3 separate regions of the Homo sapiens genome follow, and regions 1 and 2 are each linked to region 3. Evidence: chromatin loops called from intact Hi-C (ENCODE). Cell type or tissue: mammary epithelial cell. All regions are shown on one strand. Region 1 overlaps CCDC93 (CCC complex scaffolding subunit CCDC93). Region 2 has its middle 18 kb from the start of EN1. Region 3 holds the start of LOC107985939 (a long non-coding RNA gene).

Region 1 (8,000 bases), 150 kb after region 3:
CTGTTCCTTAGTATTCAAGGCCTAACTTTGAGTTGCCTAGAATGACTTCAAGAACTCAAAATTAGGCTTTGAATACTGAGGAATAGGCTAACTCCAGCATTCTGGTGGCTGTGCTCCAAACCTCCTCTTGCAAGTCAAATATATGGCACATAAAATGCATTTCCCCAGAGTAGCAGTTTCATAGCACGGTTAGGTGCTTAAGTTAGCCTCTCAAAATTGACTGAACCCATAACAAAACTGAAATATTATAGGTGTGCAATTTTGTTTACATCCAAAATCAAAACTATAAGTCTTGTTTTCCTAACACCATTAACACTTAGAAAAATATACCCAAACTATGTTTTTAACAGATAAACAGTCCTTAAGGCCTTCAGCATAGTTGACAAGGTTCATAATTCACCTTTATTTAAGCAACTGAGAGTCAAAATGGGGGAAGGAGATGGAATGCGGACCTAAAAGCCAAAGGGCACTGTGGGTGTAACGCTGATGAGTGACCTTCAACCCCAAGGAAGAAATACTGATTTCAGACCTTCTTGCTCTAGAAGTCAAAATACTTTCCCCCTGACAAGAGGTAAGATAAGGTAGAAAATAGAAACACTGGAAGAGAGATCTGGACTCCTAAAGCTGTGATGCCATAGTGTAGTGGGGGGGGGGGTGCGTGAGGAAGTCAGGAATGCCGCAATGTTAAAGGGAAAGGGAAGATGGAGCAAAGTGAGTCCCAGGGCCAGCAGGGGGCCAGCCTTGTTTGACAGGGGCAGGGGAGAAAAGGCCAGACTTCCCATACACATGCTAGAGGGAGGGCTAGTGTGAAGGGTAATAAGTGAAGGAGTCCACGGGCTGTTGCCCCCAAATATGGCACCCTAATATGCTGAATAACTTGAATTAAAGGCACTTGAAGGTCACATGTTAGAACAGGGTTTTTTCTCTTATCTATATAAAGACTGGACCCGTTAAAGAAAACACAAGTGTCTTCCATCCACTCCCTGAAATCTCATTATCTACCACAGAGCAAGAGACTGAAAATTAAATACCACGCCTAGAACCCAAACCATGGTCTGTTTCCCATCCTATTCAATTTCCAGAAAGTCATTTATTAACCATGGTCTGATTCATTTCCCCTAAACATCATTTACTACCCCTCCAATTGGCGTATTTCCCTATCTGCCTTCCCCTGTGAAGAAGGACATATAGGCATCTGGACATCACTGGGTTACTGGGTAGTCACACTTCTGTGGTTTTCCCCCCACACAATAAATTATGTATGCCATTTTCTCCTGTTAATCTGCCTTTTGTCAGTTCATTTTCAGTGAACCTTCAGAGGGCCAAGGGGAAGCTTCCCCTCTTCACTCATACATAAACACACAAGGACAAGGAGAACTGTAAGGGGAAAAGGTCATATCTGAGGGCATTTGAAAACTGAACTGTTGCTGCTAATAATGATGATTATAATAAGGAGAATGATGACAGCAGCCAATGGTTAACATTTACTGTTTTCTACATTGAACAAACTGCTCAAAATTATATATATATATATATATATATATATATATATATATATATATATATAGTCATATAATCCTCATTTAATGGGAAAGATCTCCATGCAGTGGAGAATGCTGAACAGAACCTAGAGGAAACAGACTGCCAGAAAGGAAGGGAGAAGCCTTCCCAGGGAGGTGGAATAGAACACACACTTGTTGGGGCTGTACATTTTATCTGATTTGCTCTGTCAGTTTTAATAACCATTCTCTTCTTATTTAGTTTCAGACCAAAGAATAGACATGCCCAGTCTTCCTAAAACTCAGAACCTAAAAATATACTCTCACTGAAGGCTCAAACAGTATTTGCAGACAATGATAATGACATGCTTTTGAAGTTCAAGGTATCTTAGTTGAAGTGCCAATCTGAGCCTCTTTATAGTTTATGACCTTAAGAAAGTCATTTTTTAACCTTTCTGAATGTTGTCATTATTAGTCTCAAAGAGGAGAATGAGCTAAATATACTATCAGAATGTCCTAAGTACCCACTACTCCACCTGCCACAAACTTACCCTCTCCTTGCCAAAAAAGCTAAAAAAACAAAATAACATCTCTCTCCCACCCAAAAAAAACCCCCAAACCTAAAACCTTCAGGAAATGCCCACCCTAGCCGTAGAAATTAGCAGAAGTCAGCATGACCATACCAACAGGAACCAGGATTGGTATCAAGACACTGCTCTTTCTCACTCTCAGAGTTTGAGAAGAGTCAAGCAAAATCTGTCTTGCTTCCTTTCCTAAAGAGGCCAAGCCAGATTCTCACCTCAAACTGCATCAATCACTCCTGATGACAGACAGGGAGGTTCTGAACTTTCCCAGCCTTCAGATGGTGATACTAGCTACTATCTACAACATATATACAAAAGATCCCATTTGAACCTGAGAATTTCAGAACAAGAATACTGATCTAGAATTCTGTCAACATGGTCTCAGCGAGGTGGGCAATTTACTGAATTTCTAACTCCTTTTCACCCTCAGGAAAATCCTATTTTCCATGATGATGGAAAAATGGATGCATAAATAATACAAACTCACAAAATCCACTACATTCTGCCAAGAACTTCTTCATTCTGGGACACGTGACACCCACAGAGATTGTCTCTCCAGCTCTGGCTCTCCCAGAGCTGTGCAGCCTCACCTGCTCACTTACAGCTGGGCATGGCTAGACAGACTCTGTCATGATTCCCAGGGCTGGCTTCCTGAGCACACAACCCGTCCACTAGCACAGGGCCCCATGCTTAGAAGAGTTCTCACTTGGCTGTTGTTGTTGTCTTTAAATTCTTAATAATTAATCATCATTAATAACTGCTAACAAGTTACTTGGCATTTTCACTACATAGCTAGTCCTGGTGATGCCTGACTTGGAGGAGGCATTCAATTCACAGCAGCAACTAGTGAACTGTGGGGGCAGCCATCACACGCAGCCTAGGGCCAGAACTACTTCAATTTCCTTAGAAACAGACTAGTTTTTATTCTTAGGAAGAAAAAACAAAACAAAACAAAAAAAAAAAAACATAAGCAATTGCATGCAATTCCATTTGGAAACTAGAATAATTAAACCTAATTTCCTGCTGGTTCTCTCTGGTACCCTAGAGGGCAGGCAAAGCCATCAGATGCTCACTTAGGGAAACGCCAGTGGCAATGCAGTTAGTTCCAGCCACCCTACAAGGGTTGGGCTGTGAGGCAGAGCAGCACACAGGAGCCTCTCCCAACACAAAGGAAGCACAAGGAGACTTACTCACATCAAGGAATCAGTTACCCTGAGAAGAGAATGCGTGACATAAAAGGTTAATACCCAGTGACAAGCAAAAAATTCAATGGGGAGAAGCATGTCCTTGCACTTTTTTTTAAAGTAAAAACTAAGGATATAAAATAAGATTTTTTTTTTTTAAACTAGAGATGTTTTTAAGAAGTGACAAAACTACTTCTAAGTTCTTCATTTTCCTAGTTAGGACAATATTCACAGGAAATTGAAATTATTATTCTAACACTTAAAGTGAAATCACTGAAACTGTTTTCATTTACCTGAAGATTTTAACAAACAGGGGCATGCAGGACAGAGTACCTCAGCCTCTGTAAATGCCTGGAACACCCCAACTCCCAAAGGAAGGCAGAGCCAGGTGCACATTTCCAGAGAGGAATTGCAAAGGATGCCCACAGAAACAGGTAATTCATTACCAGAGAAAAGTCCCTGATGTTGGAAATCTCATGGCTGAAGGCAGAAACTCAATCGGGTAGAAGCTAGTCAAGTTAATCCAAATGAAGCAACTTAAATTAGCTTTTCTTTTAAAAGAGACACCTAGACTGGGTCCCACTCATTACCTGCCATATTCCAAAAGTGTAGCATGGATTCGAGATTCTTCATCAAGTAGCTCCTCTGCTCCCTGGTGGCGTTTGTATTTCCGACGGGGCTTGTACACTTCCTAAGTGGATGAGACAGCCAAGTTACTGAGTGTGAGAAGGCTCTCCTCCTGAATTGGCTGCTGGATGCCTCCAGCCATGGGGTATATTCTCTTTTTTTTTTTTTTTTTTTTTTGAGACAGAGTCTCGCTCTGTCGCTCAGGCTGGAATGCAGTGGCGCGATCTCGGCTCACTGCCAACAGCTCTGCCTCTACCGTGGGGTATATTTTAAAATTATACACTTGCACACATATATATCCTAAACGAAATACGTGGCATGTAGTAAGTGATCAATAAATGCAGGTCTTCAGCCCCAATGAAGTGGTCTGCCATGCTACCCCAAATCAATGTCCTTCTTGACTGCTAAGCTGGCTGTCAAATAATACCCTAGTAATATCTGCTCAGGTCTCCGGGTGCAGGTAGGCAGCTGCTATGCCAGCAAGGTATTCGGGCTGCTTGTCCCCACATCTCTCTTCTTCCCTACTACCCGGGTTTACTGCATCTAATCATTACCTGGATATCACCACAAAAAGCATTACTACCAGGTTTTACCAGATACTGGCATTTTATTTTAATTGGAATTGTTCCCCATGGATAATTCTGGTTAACTTTATTATTTTACTTTAGTATACAGTTTCGAGCATACAGAAAAACATTCTTTCTGTAACACATACGATATAATCTCAAACAATTTTGTGGAAAAGGAAATGGATCAGGGCCTGAGATGATGCTAAAGGTTGTTCTTAGAAATTCCTGCCACAAATATTCCCCAGTTTACTGCTGGTGTCTACACGAATAGGAAGCTATAAATAACATAAAACAGACTTGCAGGGAGATGCAAAATATAATCAACCTACATGGTGTCAGTTACTGTGCCTGGTTTAGCTTCCACTGAGCTCTACTATTACAGCTTGAGCTTAACTGCTATTGTACTTAGTTACAATTGAAAGAGTCAGTAACCCAAGGCAAGAAATTGGATTCTTCTATTAAAAAAAAAAAAAAAAAAAGGATTGACTCCAAAACAAGAGCATACTGACACCAACAGCTAAAAGGACCTTTTATTCCGCCAAACAATGACAATGTTGGCTTTTGTGAATTATTCCTTACATGTTAAAGTATAAATCTTCATATATATCTCACCTTTCTTTTACACTTTATAAACCACACTGTGAAGTAGAGACAGGGCACATACCATCAACCTTACTTTACTATTGAGGAAGCAGACACTGAATAATTTGTCCAAGATCCCTGGGACACTACGCGGCCTAGCCCTAGGTAACCTGGTTTCTCATTTCAAGGCTTGTCCCTGACACTACCTTGCCCCAGGCTGCCACTCTAGCCACCCACCAGCCATTTCAGCTAGCCCTCTCACAAGACTCATTCTACAATCTGAAGCTAAGTAATGCAACCTAAATATCAGGGGTTTACAGGCCAACTATAAAGAGCTATTGCTAAGTCACCCTTTAAAGCAACAGGGTCAAGAATGCTGATGTCTAGCCCTATCTCTGCCACTAATCAGCTGCATGACCTTGAGAAAGGCAGTTCCCCTCAATGGGCCTCAGTTTCTGTATCTATAAAATGAAGTTGTACTAACAGATCTTGAAGGATGCTCCCAGGGTCTCTTCCTTTGTATTATTTTAATCCTGTAAAGATACTGGCTTGGTAACATAATTCCTTAAAAAATGTAGTCTGAGATTAATAAAAAATCTACCATGCTTTCCATGATGTGCTCTTAAAAAGGAATATAAAATCAATTTATCCTTCTGTCATTAATAGTGGTAGCAATTGTAATAGTTATCACTTATTGAATAGTAGGTATGTGCCAGGCACATTCTGCTGTATCTGTGCTGTCCATTTGATCCCCACATCTGAGTGTAGTTATCCTTGTTATCTTTCTATAGACGAACTTAGGCACAAAGAGGTTAAAAAACTTGCTGATGGTGAAAAAGGCAGTAAGCGATAAAAACAGGATGACTCCAGAACTGAGACACTTAAGCACTCTGCAAAATGTCTCATACCTGTACTTTCATCACCCTTTATCTAGGTTCTGATACATATATATATATCAGATATATATATATATGATATATGTATTTATTTTATTTTATTTTTTTGCAGATGCTAAAAGGCACACACACAGGGTTAAATATTAAGGTGACCCTTTTGTAAAGCAGAGAACTCTTACACTGTGAGAGTCAGAGCTCTACTTTGCCTGTCTGGGTTACAAGTCAGGTTCACCTGTCAGAGTAATTACTCTAAGTTCACATTCCTCAATGCAGGGAAGGGAGGTAGAACAGCACAGTACCATGGCAGTGTCTGCAGCAAATCCCTGATCGCTTCCCTCACAATTACCATAGACAACTTTTTTATTGAAATAATGGAGCAGGCAGTGAAACAGCCACCGCCAATCTGGCATTCTACACTCAAAAGCTCCTGTGGGCCAGCCCATGCCCAACTCAACAGGAAGCGATACTTTCCATTGACCTTAACAGTTCATCTTTGCAGCCCAAACCCAACTCCAACAGATCCATCTTACTTAGCCTATGTGTCCCGTCAGTAATTCTGCCTTTCACCTAAAGGGACCCCATAGATGTTTTCACCACCAAGTGCAATGTCCTGAAAGATCTCATAAGAAAAAGTTACTATAAATGGGACAAATAAGTGCTTCTTAAAAATTCTCACATTAATAAAATAACAAAAATGAAGTGCCTGGGTATTGACTGAAAGAAATGATGAAAGATGGATGGATGGCAATCATTTCTGTAGAATTTCCTCCAGTGACACCCCTCACCCCTGTTCTTCCATTTTCTTTTACATGAGCTCTGCTATGTAAGTATACATCTTCTGCTCTTTGAAGTATGGCACAAGCCCCACCTCAGGTCTCCTTGAGTCTGCACTAAACAGTATGACTTGGTGGGTAAGAATAAGATCACTGAGGGTTATATAAATGAGCTAAAGATGGCTCCTGGGTTGTTTACTTCTTCACAGAAGACTGACAACTATTGGCTCAAAAGTTGACCAGCACAAACTCAAATTTTTACATATCAAAATGTTTTATACATAGCCTAAATAATCAGACTTTTTGTCATTTAGAGCCTGCCTACTTTGCAAACCCTTCAAAACTGTTGGCATTTTCCAACCACGGATAGGATAAACCCTATGGCTAGGTAGACCTCAAGCCACTGGGGCTCTTCATAGGTCTCTGACCACAGACTCCCCCCTGTGTGATGCTGAGCAACATCACCAAGACACATGAGCCTCCTCTATGATCTTGGAGAGTTCCTTTCCTCTCCTCCTACTCTGGATGTGGCCCTTGCATGCAAGCTTCTGGATGGTCTCATGGTATAAGGGACTCCTCTACCCTGCAAGCAAACCTGTCAAAGCATCACCCAAAGAAAGCTTATATATGCTACTGCCACCTTGCAGTCAGGTCGTTCTTCTTGATCAGTCCTCAAACTCCTCACTAGCTGGAATGTCACTACTGTTGCCTCAGCTCCTTGAACATGGTCTGGCATATAGTAAGTGTTCAATTAATATTACTGAATGAATACATGGAGTCAAACAAGCTAGAGTTTTAATGCTTGCTCCATTGCTTACTATACCTCTCTGACTTGAGGCAAGTTACTTTAACCTCTGTGGTTTTCCATCTGCATATTAGGTATAAGCAGAGCTGTTACGAAAATAAACTAATCGGTATATTTAATAGTACCTGACATATAGTAAGGGCTAAGATATATACATATTTACATGCATATGGATGTGTACTATTATTAACATTGCTTTACTTAGTTCACTACATTTATATTTTACAAGCTGAATGAAAAGGACTTCCTCACAGCATTCCCTATGGAAGAACACACTGGACTGGTAACTTTAAATGGCAGTCTCTTAGATGATCCGGTAAGTTCCACAGTGCACTTCTTTCCAACTAGTCTGGAAGCTCTAAGAAGTCTTTTCTCTGTCCCCTCTATTCTCATACAAAAGTCTAAACTACCAAAAAAATGCTGACAAATAGTAAATGAATGTATCTTTTGGGTCTGGATAAAACTGTGTGGGCACCTGTTA
Region 2 (8,000 bases), 1.0 Mb after region 3:
CTGCTTGCCCACTCCATTGAGAGGCAGTGTTCGACTGGGGGACCCAAAGGAGTCTTGGGGACTCCTTTGCCACCCTGACTGTGAACTATCTGGAGCATCCGTCCTGAGTGCAGTGAAGAAAGACTATAAAGAGTAAGCTCCCTGTCATCAGAGGCTGGAGGGGAAGCAGAGAGGATTGATGGCAGAGCAGGCAATCAAGCTCGGAAGAGGGCTTGGACAGGTTCGTCTGTGCCTCCCTGCCCCCAGGGCTTCCAGGGTGTGGTTGCTCCTCACATTGGGTCTGGCTGCCTCAGAGGCTCTGGCTGTCTCTGTGGTGTGTCCAGTGGCTTCAGCCATGTTCCCTCATTGTCTGACCTCTGTGAGTTCCGTGTCTTCTATGCTCCGTAGCTTGGCTAGGAAATCGCTATGTTTCCCTTAAGTGGGTTACCCCTTCACATTTAAAGAGAGGGATATAGTACAAGTCTGTGTTGAGGAATAACATATCCCTCACTCTCTTCTTTCTCTGAATTCCTGATGGGAGGAGTAAGGGGTTCAAGGATCTTCCCTTAACAATTTTTTAGTTTGGTGAAATACCAGGCCTTCCCCAGGACTTAAGAGTTTCCTTATAAGGCAATTTCTCCCCACCACCCATCCCTTCCCACCATCCTCTCCCCATAAAAAGTTTCCCTACTGTTGCTGGACTCCAGATTTGGGGCCCTGAGTTCTGCCAAAACTAGTGGAGGCTTTGAGGGCAACAAATTACAGTGACTCATGATTGAGGCTTTTGGGAATTTCCACCCCAGAAACCTCTGGGCCTTTTAGGGGTTTTAAAGAATCACCTAGATATTTTAATGACACTCCTCATCCTTGAACTTGTCCTAATTTTGTGTTTTAATGACTTAGAGAATAATAACAAACTCGAACTCCTTCAGCTACCTTTTGTTGTCTTTCCCAATTCGGTTCAAAGTTCAGCTTTTCCTTCTACGTGATGACACAGCCCTCCCCATTTGAGAAGAGCATAGCTTTAAAAAAAAAAGTTAGAAACGAAATGCTTTGTTTTGTTTGTCTTAGGCAACAATAACTCAAATACACCTTAATTTTGGAAGTAAAATATTTTTAATATTGTACAGAAACAGGTGGTTTCCCAGGTAATTATTTTTTAAAAAGGCACTCAAATAAGAATGCTATCAACAGTGGCAGTGTTGGGTTTTTGGGGTTTAGGCCAAGTGAGACTTCATGGTTGCACTCTGATCAGAGGTTTGTAGGGTCAGACACTGACAACACACACACAGACACACACACACACATACAAAATAGGCATGCACAGTTGAAAGGAATTTTGGAGTTTGCCATTTCACTCTCTCCTGTCCAAATACAGGCTTTGCTTTTCCTTTCTTCTTTACAGTGAGATGCCTGATTGTCACCGTGTCCAGCCTCTCATCTGCTTTCTGGTTGGGAAAGTCCTAGCACAGGGAGATAGGTGGCATATGCAAGCTCACACTGTCAGTCAGTGGCAGGCAGGGACTGACTTCTGGGCCAGTGGCCTTTCTGCCTGGTCATCTGCCTGCTGCTTCTTTGGATAAAAAGAAAAATCTACATGCAAATCCTGCAATTCAAAAATATGATTCTTCTCCCTCTGAAACCTTCTCAACTTCACAGGCGACCTTGCAGGTGTGTGGTTTCCATGCCACATTATACAGTTATAAACCCAGGACAATGGGCCAGTCAACAACCATGTCCCCTCCACACACATGAATGGGAGCTGATGTCTGAGAACTTTTAGGAAAAAGTGGGGAATTCATATGCACACATCACTTTGGTAACTTTCTAACAAGTTGGTTCTGCTGTTATTGTTGTTTTAGTCAGCTCCAGCCAAGATTCTTGCTGCATCATGAAACATTTGCTTCCAAATTGGGTAAGTCACCCAGTGAGACACACCTGATAGTGAAGATAAGATTTTAGCAACAACTCCTGCCTTTTTGCTTTCATGAAGTTGTGTTTCACTAGAAAGCATTGCCTTTCCTAGGAATTTCATAAATAATTGACATTTTTTAAAAAACATTTTGGTCCCTTTGGTTGGTGGGAAGGGAGTAAGGAGAGTGGGGCTGGGGAGATGGAGAGGGACCAGGGAGAGAAGCAAGGAGAGGCTGGAGCAGGAGGAGAGGAGCCTTCTTCTTCTTTTTTTTTTTTTTTTTCTTTTTGAGATGGAGTCTCTCTCTGTCACCCAGGCTGGAGTGCAGTGGCGCAATCCCAGCTCACTGCAACTTGCCTCTGCCTTCCGGGTTCAAGTGATTCTCCTGCCTCAGCCTCCAGAGTAGCTGGGATTGCAGGCGCACACCAACACGCTCGGCTAATTTTTGTATTTTTAGTAGTGACAGGGTTTCACCAAGTTGGCCAGGCTGGTCTTGAACTCCTGACCTCAGGTGATCCGCCCACCTCGGCCTCCCAAAGTGTTGGGATTACAGGTGTGAGCCACTGTGCTCACCCGAGAGGAGCCTTCTAACGGGGAGAACGGGCAGGCTTAAGCTGTCCTGTGCAGCCCTGAGCTGCATCAAATAAATCAGCTTTATTTGATGATTTTCAACATCAGGGGGCTCAGATGACTCCCAATCCTTATTAGGTATCTGTAGTTCCATGCTGGCTGCTGTTTTTTCCATGGACTGTGGGAACCCAAGAATTTGTGTAATAATTTTGGTTAATTCTCTTAAGAACACACTCTTACTTCGACAGGATGTTTAGGAAGTGAGGCTTCTATTCTGATGTAGAGAGCCTTTCTCTCCCTCCAAGGGCTGCCAAAATTACCCCTCCATGGGCTGCCAATCTCTCTCCCCCTACATTCAGCCTCTTCCACACTGCAGGCTCTTTGGCACTGGTGTGGGGTCTGGGAGCTGAAATGTTCATCATTTCTCCCAGATATTAGCATGTCATCAGGTCCCACAATAGCACAAGGGGCCGAGTTTATATCAGAAGTCCATAGAGTAAAATGGGTCCAAGGCCTGTAGAAACCACCAAACTGAAATCCTTCCTAAGCCTGCAGGGGCAAAGTGGAGACAATCCCAATTTCTGCCCAGCAGAAACCGCTCAAGCTTGTGTAGATGAGAGGCCCCCTCCCAGTGTGAGCAGGCTAACCCGGGTCCAGAGCGGCGGAAGGAATCAGCGCTCCAGGGCTCCGAGAGTCGGACGATTGGCCCCGGGGAAGCCAGTTTGCTGGGAGGCCTGGTGACCTTGGCTGCTGAGTACCCCTCCAAGCACAGTCAGGGAGGCTATCAGGCAAGTCTACAATGGGTCAAAGAAGCGGATCCTCTGTCCTCTTGGTCTGCGACTTTTCCCATGAAGGACAGACCTCGTAGCCTACATCCCTCCATAAATTCAGATCTACCCCGTGAGTAAAAAAGAGAGAGAAGGGTAAGTCCCATTTAGGGTTTAAAGGATATGAGACCTAAAAGGAGCAGATGGTAGAATTTCAGGCATTATCTAGCAGGTGGCAGAGAATCTGGGGGAGTCCAGGCTGTGTCAGCGCTGCCTGACAAATCATCCTTCCACTCAGAACAGATGCTCCTGGACGCTCATATCCTTGTACTGTATGGAGACTGCTTCTCAGAGCTGACTCCATGTGATGTGGCTTTGTGTCTGCTCCCCTGAGGATGGTGGCTCCTCACTATCTGGGGCTGTTGAGCACTTGAGATGTGGCTGGTCTGCATTGAGGTGTGTTGTCAGTGTAAAATGCACACCAGATTTCAAAGGCTTAGCAAGAAGAAAAAAAGATTACAAAGTATCTCATTCCCATTTGGAAAGGAGCTCTTTGCTCTAGAGAGGTCCTGCAGCCTTTCTTTTTTGCTGAGAAGAAAATTTTGCAGTGAGTGTCCTCTGAGCAGGTAGGCCTACCTGTCTCTTCTGAAACTATTTTGAGAACTTGCTCATTACTTTCCTTCTCTTGTTAGTCACATGCTCAGAAGCACCTCAGAATTTCAGTAAAATTTCATTTCCACTGGACAGGAACCAAAAGGCCGAGAGTAGGCTGGGAGCCCCTGCTGACAGGAACCAAAAGGCCCAGAGTAGGCTGGGAGCCCCTGCTGACTAATTTCTAAATACTGGTTTCTGGTGACATCGTATGGCCACTTCTTGATACTACACCGGTCACAGGCTGTGTGCAGGTCCTGAGTTCTGCAGTCCTGATGTCACCCACCTCTTGCTGAGTGGGCCAGTGCATCAGAAATCCTAAACTTGTAGAAGGCTGTCTTTCCAACCTCCATTTCTCCTCTCACTTCTCTCCATCTCATTTCAGTTCTTCCACATCTATAATATTGGGCCTGTCACCCTAAACCACTGGGGAAATGGCTGTGGACTGAGGGTTAGAAGAACCTTGAGTAGAACTGAGTAGTTTTAGGAAAACCATTCAACATCTCTGGGCTTCTCCTCCTCAAGGTTATAGCGGATGACCTCTAAAGTCACTTCTGGCTTCCCAAGTTCATAAATCTAATGGTGGAATTTGAGACACTGATGAAGAAGACTCAAATACTGCCTCATTGGTGGTGACCTACAAGAAAGGCCCAGTCTCGAGTCTAACTCGCAGTTCAGGAGGTGACCCAAACATGGAGCTGAAGTGGCCAAATGTGATTTCTTTCCTTTTTTTTAAATATTGGATCTGTGTCTCTGGAGACCAACCATGATTTCTTAGGAGATGATAATACTCATAAATGCAATTGTTGTCAATTGTTGCATATATTATCTCATTTAATTCTCACAACAATCCCATACATTAGGCATTATCACAATTAAAAATACCTAATATATTTAACACATACAAGAGATATCTATGTATGTGGATATATATGTATACCTACCAATGAATGTGTTTAAAATCAAACCATAAATACTTAGGAACTACTTTCAAGAACTAGAACAACAGTGATTCTATGTTTATGAAACTCCAATACAAGTAAAAGTAAACAATATGTAATAAAGGCTGTTTTTAAAGGCAATGAAGGCCAGGCATGGTGATTCACACCGGTAATCAAAGCACTTTGGGAGGCCAAGGTGGGTGGATCTTCTGTATATACGTGTCTTCCCTGTCCCATTCCCTTGCCTCTGCCCAAACTAATCACTATCCTAAATTTTATATCTTTGCCTTTGTTTTTTTGAGACAGGGTCTCACTCTGTCACTCAGGCTGGAGTGTAGTGGCAAGATCATGGCTCACCGCAGCCTTGACCTCCTGGGCTCAGGTGATCCTCCTGCCTCAGCCTCTGGAGTAGCTGGGACTACAGCCACACACCAACATTTCCAGCTAATTTTCGTGTTTTTTTTTTGTTTTTTTTTTTGTAGAGACGGGGTTTCACCATGTTGCGCAGACTGGTCTTGAACTCCCGGGCTCAAGCGATCTACCCACCTTGGCCTCCCAAAGTGCTGAGATTACAGTTGTGAGCCACCATGCCTGGTCTTCTTTGCCTTTTAAAAACTGGTTTTATTACATGTTGTTTAGTTTAACTTGTATTTGAGTTTCATAAAAAATGATATTCTATGGTCGATGGGACTAGATTTTTCACTAAGTATTACTTCTCCAAGATTCGTCACTGTTGCATGCATGTAACAGGGCTTGAGTCAGGTTATCAGCTGTATAAGAGTTCATTGCTGGAATAAATCTCATTTTATTTATCTATCCCCTTGTCAGTGGACATTTGGGTTGTTCCTAGCTCTTTACTTCTGTGAACATTCTTGTTTTTGTCTCTTGGTATACATGTGTAAAAATATCTCTAGAACACAGTAAAAAGATTGGTGGTTGCCAGGGGCTTGGAAAGTGGTGGTGAATAGGTGAAGCCCAGGGAATTTTTAGGGCAGTAAAACTATTCTGATATATATATATATACATACACACAACATATATATAAAATATATATATAACATTATATATAATATATAATATATTATTATATATAATATATATAACATTATATATAGTATATATGACATATATAACATATATTATATATAACATATATAAAATATAACATATTATATATAACATATATAAAATATAACATATATTATATATAACATATATAAAATATAACATATATTATATATAACATGTATAAAATATAACATATATTATATATAACATGTATAAAATATAACATATATTATATAACATGTATAAACTATAACATATATTATATATAAAATATATTATATGTTATATATTATAAATAAAATATATTATATGTTATATATTATAACATATTATATAAATAATATATAATATATAACATATATTATATAAATAATATATAACATATATTATATAAATAATATATAACATAACATATATTATATAACATATAACATATAACATATATTATATATAACATATAACATATAACATATATTATATATAACATATAACATATAACATATATTATATATAACATATAACATATATTATATTATATATAACATATAACATATATTATATTATATATAACATATAACATATATTATATTATATATAACATATAACATATATTATATTATATATAACATATAACATATATTATATTATATATAATATATAACATATATATTATATATAATATATAACATATAACATATATTATATATAATATAATATATAACATATATTATATATAATATAATATATAACATATATTATATATAATATAATATATAACATATATTATATATAATATAATATATAACATATATTATATATAATATAATATATAACATATATTATATATAATATAATATATAACATATATTATATATAATATAATATATAACATATATTATATATAATATAATATATAACATATATAATATATAACATATAGCATATATAATATATAACATATAACATATATTATATATAACATATAACATATATTATATATAACATATAACATATATAATATGTAACATTATATATAACATATATAATATGTAACATTATATATAACATATATAATATGTAACATTATATATAACATATGTTATATATTTCAGCCTCAAGGAAGAGGATACATCCCTACCCACTAAGTGTGGGCTGGGCTGTGCATGATGCGTTTGTTCCCTCCACGGAGTATAGGGGAAAGAGTCACTTTACAGTGTCAAAATCTGACACATACTACCTCAGCTGGGTGATCAAGGTCAGTAGCAACAGTGATAAATCATGTTAGTACATGTCTTTCATATAATGATAAAAATGGCATTTTACCTCAGTGGTCTTCCTCCCCAAAGTCCATAACCCCAGTCTAATCATGAGAAACACATCAAATAGATTCCACAGAGAGACATTCTACAAAACACCTGACCAGTACTGCTCAACTGTCAGGGTCATCAGAAACAGGGGAAGTTTGAGAAACTCTCACAGCCAAGAGAAGCTTAAGGAAATATGTCAAGTAAATGGATGGGATCTTGGAGCAGAAGACTTTAGATAAAAGCTAAGAAAATGTGAATGAACTATGGACTTTAGTTAATCATGTAGCAATATGTAACAAGGGTACCATGCTAAGGTCAATGACAGAGAAAACTGGGTGAGAGAGTCTATGGGAATTCTCTACTGTCTTCTCAATTTCCCTATGAGTTTAAAACTGTTCTAAAAATAAAGCCTGTTAAAATGGTATGGGTTCTAGAAAGTTATAGGTAAAAAGAAAATGATACCTTAAAACTGTCTCTAGATCAGGGTTGGCAAACTTTGTTTGCAAAATATCAGCTAGTAAATATTGTAGGCTTTGAAGCCTTAAGGTGTCTGTTGCGACTACTCAACTCTGCTGTTGTGTGTTACAAGAGCAGCCATATCTTAACAAGTAAGTGTGGCTGACTTCCAATAAAACTTTATTTAGCAAAAACAAAGTCCACAGGCCTCAGTTTGCAAACCCCTGCTCTCATGTATATAAATGAAGTCAAAGTGCTAGGTCACAAATTTCCATCACATTGTGGTGGAAAGCATCAAGTTGTATTGCATCAAATACACATTCATCAGAAACAGCAGAAATGGATTAAC
Region 3 (8,000 bases):
AATAGAGGTGTAATGTACTGCATTTCTTCATTTGGTAACATAACAAAGACTTTCATACAAAGAACGATGATGCTCCTCATTAAGATTTGTTTAATTCAAGGTGGTTTGGATTTGGTAAGCCTTTGCACTCTGTAGAGTACTTAGAAGACAAGGGCAACTTACTTGGAGTTAGAGCCAAGCTGTCAGACGGTGCCCAGCACACATTAATGTTAGCTTCTTTCTGAGAAAAAAATACCTCTTCCAGGCCCTGAAACAAAAAATACATTTGCTGTGAAGATTGAAAATGAACAAAGTTAGAAAAAAAAACAGCAAAATCAGTGATTTAGTCAGATGAGTTTTTCGTTGTAGGAGCACTTGATTTCTAGTGTGTTTTGTACAGTATATAACTACAAGATAGTACATTTTGTAGCAGTTCAAAGCCAAAGTTGCTAGCATCATTTTGCTGTTGTGCCAGTTAATCATAGGATCCCATTAAATAAGTGTGCTAACATCGAATATAGAGAAAACTGGTAAAGAACATTCCAGTAGGAAAAGAAAAGAACAATCTTCCATTTCTGGGCTTGGCCACCATCACCCTGGTCGGACCTGTCCTGGACTTCCAACCTTGACTGCTGAGCTCCTGGCTTAGCTTCTTGGGTTCCTAATTCCTGGTGTTTAATAATTCTCTCCACGATCATGTTTTTCTGATTTTTTTTTTCAGAAATAATGTTTTTTAAAAGACAAAAACAAAGGGAAGAATATTTAATTACTGAGCAGAAGTAAATACTGTTGGCATTTTGTACATAATCTAATTTTTATATGCATGTTCATGCTTTTTAATTTTTTTATCAAAAATTAAGTCATCTACCTACTACTTGTAACCAGCTTGTTTCATAACATGTTATTTTCCTGTGTCATTAAATAATTACTTCAATGTTGTATTTCGTTTATGGATGCTTTGTTGACCCTTGTTTGGTCTGCCAGGATTTAGGTTCAAGATACCTACCTGAATGTGCCAAACTGGCTGTCCCTATCTCAGTATGTCTTGTGCTCAGTAGTCTTGAGATTGTTTACCTCTAGTATGAGTCAGTCTCTAGAGGTTTTGTGAGAAAAGCATATAAACAAAGTGGACAGGGTTGGCCCTGCTGTATGAGAACTTACTTCAGGTCCATTAGCAGCCTCATCTATGATCTCCATTACCTGTAGTCACAATAAGATACTTTGAGAGGCCACATTTACATGACTTTTTTTACAGTATATTATAATTGTTTTATGTTAATCTCAGTGTGCTAATTTATAAACTAAACTTTGTCACAGGTAATGTATAGGAAAGAACAGAGAGAGGGTTCAGTGTTGTCCACAGTTTCAGACATCCACTGGGGATCCAGGAATGTATCCCTGGAGGATAAGGGGGAACTACCGTATTCGCTGGGTGCTGTTTGTGATTGTAGTGGCAGGATGGTCCAGGCTAGGGACAAGAGACAACCAGACTTGACCAGCCTGGCCAGATTCAGATATGAAGGAGCCAGTTACTGGTATCACGTACAGTGAGTGAAAGCAGCACCATCTGCAAGGCTCGTGCACAGTAAGAGCTTCATTTGGTGGCAAATGTGAGCGTTTGACAGGTGGAATTAGGTGGCTGCAGCCATGAAGGTTCGAAGGCAGAATGTGAGGTGGGGGAGCCAAGCACATCACTACATGCAGGTAAGTCTTTGGGTCCTGTGGGCTGCAAGTGATGACACTGCTATGTCTAAATTTATTTAGTCTCAGCCAGCTTTGTATAAATAAAACAAGATACCCAAAACAGGATCCCTAAGTTATACAGGGCTTAAAAGTGAGAGCTCTGTAACTAGAATGCCTGGATTCAAATTCCAGCTGTGCCACTTGCTAACCTCAGGGCCTGATTCATGAGTGAAGCAAAAGTAATACCTCCTTCAGAAGGCAGTGCTCAGGACAGTGCCCTGGTGCTGAGTGCTCTGTCCATGGTACCGGCCTCCGTGCATCCTACGTGAAAAACTTGCTGCCATACAGCAGCAGGTACAGAGGCTCATCCCAAACCGTGAGCCAGTCTGGGCTTTGGCATACAGGATTTCTAACAGTCTGGATCTCTTGGAATTCTGGAGAGCAGACTTGGGCTTTGGAAAGCGGTCCAGTCCTGCAGCACCTTCCTAAGGTAGCTGTCAAGTATATTAATGCTGTTTTCAAGGTTACTGTACTGAGTATGGGGTGGCAACAACAACAGTGTGCGTTTGGATAACCTAATTCATCATAAATTAAAAGCCTGTTAGATGTCATAAACTGCAGAGGACACAGAAGAATACGCCCAGATCCTTCTTGGGATGGATACAGATTAGAGAAGGTAGGCATAAACAGTTGCAATATTGTTTTCTAAATGATGTGATAGATGCAGGCAAATATTCCAGCTATTTTTATTAAGCCTAGAAATCCTGCATCCTCGGGTCCTAGTGGACTATGATTTTCTTGCCCCATCTCTAGGAGATTCTGATTCAGTAGGCCTTTGCCAGGGCAGAGGTATGTAGGTGATGCTCACGCTCAGCTAGGTTTGGGAGCAACCAGACTAGAACCCATTCACATACAGACTCTTAGTAAATGTTTTCTGCTCTCATCTTGCAAAGTGAAAGTGCCCAGCACAGGCAATGGTGTTAGTACGTTGTAGTCATTCACAAACTAGGGCTGCCCAGAAGAGAGACAGGCTGGGACTTTCGAGAGAGAAACAGCTGTTTCATTTGAATGCCTGGTGTGGGAAGAAGAAGGACAGCCTAGCTTCATGGAACCTTCTTGCACCAAACAAAGCCTCCAGATCCCTCCACAGTGCTCCATTCAATCCCTGTCCATTGGTGGTGGACCAAAGAAGAAACCAATTTGCCTTGGCCACATGTCTTTGAGAAAAAAAGCCACTCTCCCTTCTGGGACTCAGAGCATCTGTACCTGTAATATAAGAGGGGAATGTGGAAAATTCTAACTGGATGATCACTTTTCTGTGGAGGGAAAAACACATTTTTTGTTTTAAGGGGCTAGCCAGCATCAAACCTTTTTTTGAGATGGAGTCTCGCTCTGTCACCCAGGCTAGAGTGCAATGGCACTATCTCCGCTCACTGCAACCTCCGCCTCCTGGGTTCAAGCGATTCTCCTGCCTCAGCCTCCTTAATAGCTGGGATTACAGGCATGTGCCACCACGCCCAGCTAATTTTTGTTGTTTTGTTTTGAGACGAAGTCTCGCTCTGTCGCCCAGGCTGGAGTGCAGTGGCGCAATCTCGGCTCGCTGCAAGCTCGGCCTCCCGGGTTCACGCCAGTCTCCTGCCTCAGCCTCCCGAGTAGCTGGGACTACAGGCGCCTGCCACCACGCCCGGCTAATGTTTTTTTGTATTTTTAGTAGAGACGGGGTTTCACCATGTTAGGATGGTCTCAATCTCCTGACCTCGTGATCTGCCCGCCTCGGCCTCCCAAAGTGCTGGGATTACAGGCGTGAGCCACCTCACCCAGTCCGCATCCAACCTTTTATTTGGAGACAATACCTTTCAAGTACTGGTGGGTTACTGAGATCACCTCCCATCAGACAAGCAAAAACGCCTCCCATGCAGCCAGGGTGGGGCTGTGACCTGGGTTTGGCTAATCACATACATTTGCCCAGAGTGAATCAGATACTAACTAATAAAACAGGAGCAGAAACAGTAGATGTAGCAGCTTTCTCATCCAGGGTCCAGAGGCAGCTGTGTTGGGAACAGGCAGCTCCAGCTGTGGCACCCCGCAGCAGCCGTGCTCACACCAGGTTGAGAGTGACTGAGTGTGTGCCATGACTTTGTCCAGGGTCCTGCCCTTTAGCTACCTGCCCTTGTTCCTGCCTATTTTGCAAGCCTAGTTCTGCAGCCATTTCATATCCTTTCAATTAATTCTGTTTCAGTTTAAATTACTGAGTGGCTTTTTGTTGCTCATAATTAGCCCAAGGATACAATAACCGCTAAGGTCTGGTTTCTCTCTCCCTCTTTTTGTCAAAATGTCCAGGTTGCTTGCCACCATTCTTGTCCTCCCTGCCTGGAGCCTCCTGCCCCTCGGCACAGGGAAAATTGGACATTTTGAGCAAGGCCAGGACTTTGAAACATCTAGGGCAAGGATGCGTCGAAAAAAGAACAAGTGGCAAACTCACCACCTCGGGACAGGTCATGGGGAAGCTGCTCTGGAGGTTTGGGAGGCAGGCAAAAGCAGGATGCTTGGCATCGCTGAGAGCCTCTAGAGGAGTGTCCACAGCTGGGAAAGGGGGAACCAAGGGTTGTCAGACCTCCCAAGGCAGCACTTTCTGGAGTCAGGCAGAATGTACAGGAGCCTTGGAGCAAGTGAATTCCCTGCTCTGTGCCTCAGTTTCCTCATCCGTAGAATGGAAGGAATGAAAACACAAGGATTAGGTGTACAGTCAGGCCAAGTCAGATCTTAGAAACAAGACCTAACGACACTATTATCAGGAACATCAGGAAAAGGGGAAGAAGGTCAGAAACAAGAGTTTTCTAGGACTTACCGGTTTCTCACACCCTCTCCCCACCATCAAAATCATGGTTTCAGAGGCATTAGGCCAAAAAACTGCAAAAGGGAGCCTCCTTCTGGGAAGTCTCCGGCCCTTCCGCGGCTCCCGGCGTCTCCAGCAGAGGGCTCTCGGCTGTGCCGACTCAGGACAGCTGCTGCGACGGGGCCGGCTACGCTTGTCAGAGCAGCAGCTGGTGATTTTGGACTTGCCTTTGCTGGCAGGGGAGCGCTATCGAGGGTTCATTTTATCCAGCTTGAGGAAAGAAAGGTCGGAGTGTAGGGGAAGAGTGGGACAAACACGCGACCCAGTCATGCCGAGAGCATGCGCTGAGGGGGACGTGGAGCGAGGAGTGGGGCTCCAGGCTGCTGAGGCTCCGGACCAAGTGCCCCCTGCACTTTCAACGCCGTAGGTCTCCCGGCAGCCCTGGAAGGACAGTCTTACCCGGACGCCACGGTGGTCTCCCGGCAGCCCTGGGAAGGACAGTCTTACCCGGACGCCACGGTGGTCTCCCGGCAGCCCTGGGAAGGACAGTCTTACCCGGACGCCACGGTGAGGGAGGAGAAGCGCAGAGTCAGCCGCAGACGGGAGGGCGATGGCCTAACCCGGACGCCAGCGCGGTTTGCTCAGCCCTAGGGCCGGGCGCTTTCCCGCTCCCTGACCGCCTCCTGTTCCTCCGCAGGCCGAGCTGCCCTTCCCTCCCTGCTGCCCCCAGGGAAGGCTGCTGGTGTCCTCAGATGCGGGCAGGAGGAACCCGCCAGCGCCTGAGAGCCTGGCCCGAACCAGGCCTGGAGGTGCTGGGGCGAAGACACAGAGGATGTGGCCTCCATCCCTGGTAACAGACGGTTACCAGGGCGGCTTTGGGTGAGGACATTGAAAAAGGTCAGACTCCCTGGGAGCAGCGCCCTGGACTCCATTCTCATCACAGGTATATTTGTGTGGCTACTAAGAGTAAGAGCCTGGGGGTGCAGGAGTGATTCCAGCCCCCTCCTACAAAGTCATGTGAGAGGGATCTGAAGAAAATCCAGGGGAAAATGTACCACAGCGAGGAAATCGCCATCTAAAGGGCTGAACGCTCAAGAACGGCGTTGGGTGGGCTCCGCGTTGGAGTTGAGTCCCGAAGGATGTTCTAACAGCAAAGGGGAGAAAGGAAGAGAGAAGCCAAGGCGTGCGGGCAACGTGAACCGCATGAGCCGAGGCAAAGGGGCAGCGTGGGGCTGGACCCTGGAGTCTGCTCCTGTCTGAATTCTAGTGCTGTCACTGACTAGCAAGGAACTTCCCTGTGCCTCGTGGCTGTCACATGGAAAGACAGCACCGCCATCCAGCCCTTATACCGTAAGGGTTATATGAACTAGCACTGTGGGCATTAGCAGAGCATGCTGTACACTTTGGTATATTGTGAGAATGAAATAAATCAACAAATGCAAAGCAGGTTTTGCATAACAAAGACTAAACAAGTGTTAGTTAGCTCCTTTCCTCCTTCCCGCCTGTGAAAATGCTGTCTTATGATGTCCTTTAATTATTTCGTGTGGTTAAGCTTCAGCTTATTGGCCAGTTCATCCTTGTAGATACAAGTATTTTTAAAGCCTCCAATTTTAATTTCCTCACAGACCATTGCTGTACTTGTCCTTACATCTACTTCATACTGAAATTTTCTTTCTGTTTCTTTATGTCTCTGCATCTAGACCAGTGGTTCCCAATTGAAGTCAGTTTTGCTCCTCAGGGCACACTTAACAACATCTGGAGACATTTTTAATTGTCCTGACCGAGAGGACAATGCTACTGGCATCTAGTGGACAGAGGCCAGGGATACTGCTGAACATCCCGCAGTGCACAGGACGCCTGCAACACAGATTATCCAGCCCCAAACGTCAATAGTGCCGGAGTTATGGAACCCTAATGAAGACAATTCTTGAAGGCATAGACTGAATCTTATTTATCTTTGTTTCCCTCATGTCTCACAAGCAGAGTATGAGTTCAGCAAATAGGAGTTGAACAGAAATCAGGAGGAGGTGCTGATTGACAGGAAAAAAGAAAGATTTAGTTTAGAGCTGAGAATTCAGCTGGACAGCCATAGGGGCTCTGGCATGGAGACTGGAAGTCAGAAGAGAATTTGCAGCAAGACATTTAGAGCCATTTATCCAGCCATCATAATTTTATTGAGTAACTATTTTGTGTGAGGCACTGTACTGGATGCTTTGGCAACAGAGATAAGCAAGGCAACCCCTGTGAATAAGGCACTCCTGGTCTACACACAGTGGGAGAAACATAGAAATTCATCTCTTCTGAGCGGAGCCTGTGGGAACCCAGAGGATGGACACCCAGCGTGGTCTGAGGAATCATGGGCCAAAACAGGAGGCATCAGGAGAGATCTCTTGGGTAAAGAAGAGTGAGGGCTGGAAGGATATTCCAGGCAGTGGGAACAACTTACATAAAGTGAGAATATTGCAAATGCCTAGCGGGTCTGTAGTGAGAGGGTCATGAGGCGGAGGAGTGAGGTGCGTAGCAAGGAATAGCAGGTGGGGCCAGAGCAGTAAAATTAACCATTGTTCTATTTGAAGAAGGGTAGGACGCATTTTTAGGTTTTTTGGCTATTTCTCCTTTTGGTAATAGCATCTATTTTCTTTAGAGAATTATCTCTTCCCCCTCACTCCTCTCCTAGTGGAGGTACAGGCATGAGAAAAAGCTAAACCAATGACATGTTCTCAAATATAACTTACAATCCCAGGAGTCATGATGAAATGGTTGAAAAAAAAAATAGTTGAAGCTCACTAACCTTAGCATCACATTTCAATGAGATTGTCAAATAATTCTTGTTTCCCAGGCCCCCAGAGCTGCCGAGTTTCTGACTTCTCTAAGCCAGGTTCACAAGCCTTCCCTTCAATTCTGTGAGGATTTTTTTCCCCATTTTTCCTGAAGTTACGTGGTCACTTTCTGTTACTTGCAACCAGAGTAACTTAATTGATAAAGTCAGTGAGGAAGGAATAGAATACAACAAATGGCTTAAAAACAGAAGGCCAAGCGTGATGGCTCATTCCTGTAATCCCAGCACTTTGTGAGGCCGAGGCAGGTGGATTGCTTGAGCTCAGGAGTTCAAGACCAACCTGGGCAACATGGCAAAACCCCATCTCTACCAAAAATACAAAAAATTAGCCGGGCGTGGTGGCTCACACCTGTAGTCCCAATTTCTCAGAAGGCTGAGGTGGGAGGATCACTTGAACCCAGGAGGAGGAGGTTTCAGTCAGTAGAGATTGAACTACTATACTCTAGCCTGGATGACAAAGTAAGACCTTGTCAAAAAAAAAAAAAAAAAAAAAAAAAAAAAAAGAAGGATAATCAAGACAATGAGCTAACACAGAAGCCATAGTGGACTTTCTTCAATATTTTAAGAAAGGTGAAAAATAGCAGGAATTTAACCTCTCAAAAATGCTATTCCCATTATCTATTCTTCCTCAGCTACAAAGCCCCTGATTTCACCTAGGCACAT

What was found. A loop is a pair of places that touch in the nucleus more often than their neighbours do. Peaks named below come from ENCODE experiments on the same cell type or tissue, not always from the same donor. Only the 100,000 strongest peaks of a DNase experiment are listed, where the experiment ranks them.
Region 1: a loop joins it to region 3, with 2.7 times the contacts of the local background. A loop is called at or near these places in 10 of 110 quality-filtered maps.
Region 2: it touches region 3 in a loop (10-fold over the local background); 5 of 110 quality-filtered maps call a loop at or near these places.

What each region holds. Positions count from the first base shown.
Region 1 is chr2:117,982,112-117,990,111 of GRCh38, forward strand. CCDC93 (CCC complex scaffolding subunit CCDC93) reads right to left here. Exons shown (of 24, transcript NM_019044.5): 7 at 3,858-3,958. Among named protein-coding and RNA genes, the nearest start is that of CCDC93, 28 kb to the right of the region's middle. In mammary epithelial cell, a CTCF peak has its summit at 3,135; no DNase peak of the experiment used is centred here; H3K27ac peaks cover 384 bases.
Region 2 is chr2:118,861,226-118,869,225 of GRCh38, forward strand. No RefSeq gene overlaps it. Among named protein-coding and RNA genes, the nearest start is that of EN1, 18 kb to the left of the region's middle. In mammary epithelial cell, a CTCF peak has its summit at 4,099; a DNase peak (open chromatin) is centred at 736.
Region 3 is chr2:117,831,460-117,839,459 of GRCh38, forward strand. It overlaps DDX18 (DEAD-box helicase 18), which reads left to right. Exons shown (of 14, transcript NM_006773.4): 14 at 1-918. It overlaps LOC107985939 (a long non-coding RNA gene), which reads left to right and starts at 2,272. Exons shown (of 7, transcript NR_158150.1): 1 at 2,272-2,338; 2 at 4,003-4,157; 3 at 4,926-5,065; 4 at 5,196-5,441; 5 at 6,199-6,892. In mammary epithelial cell, a CTCF peak has its summit at 4,630 (motif pointing right); no DNase peak of the experiment used is centred here; H3K4me3 peaks cover 178 bases.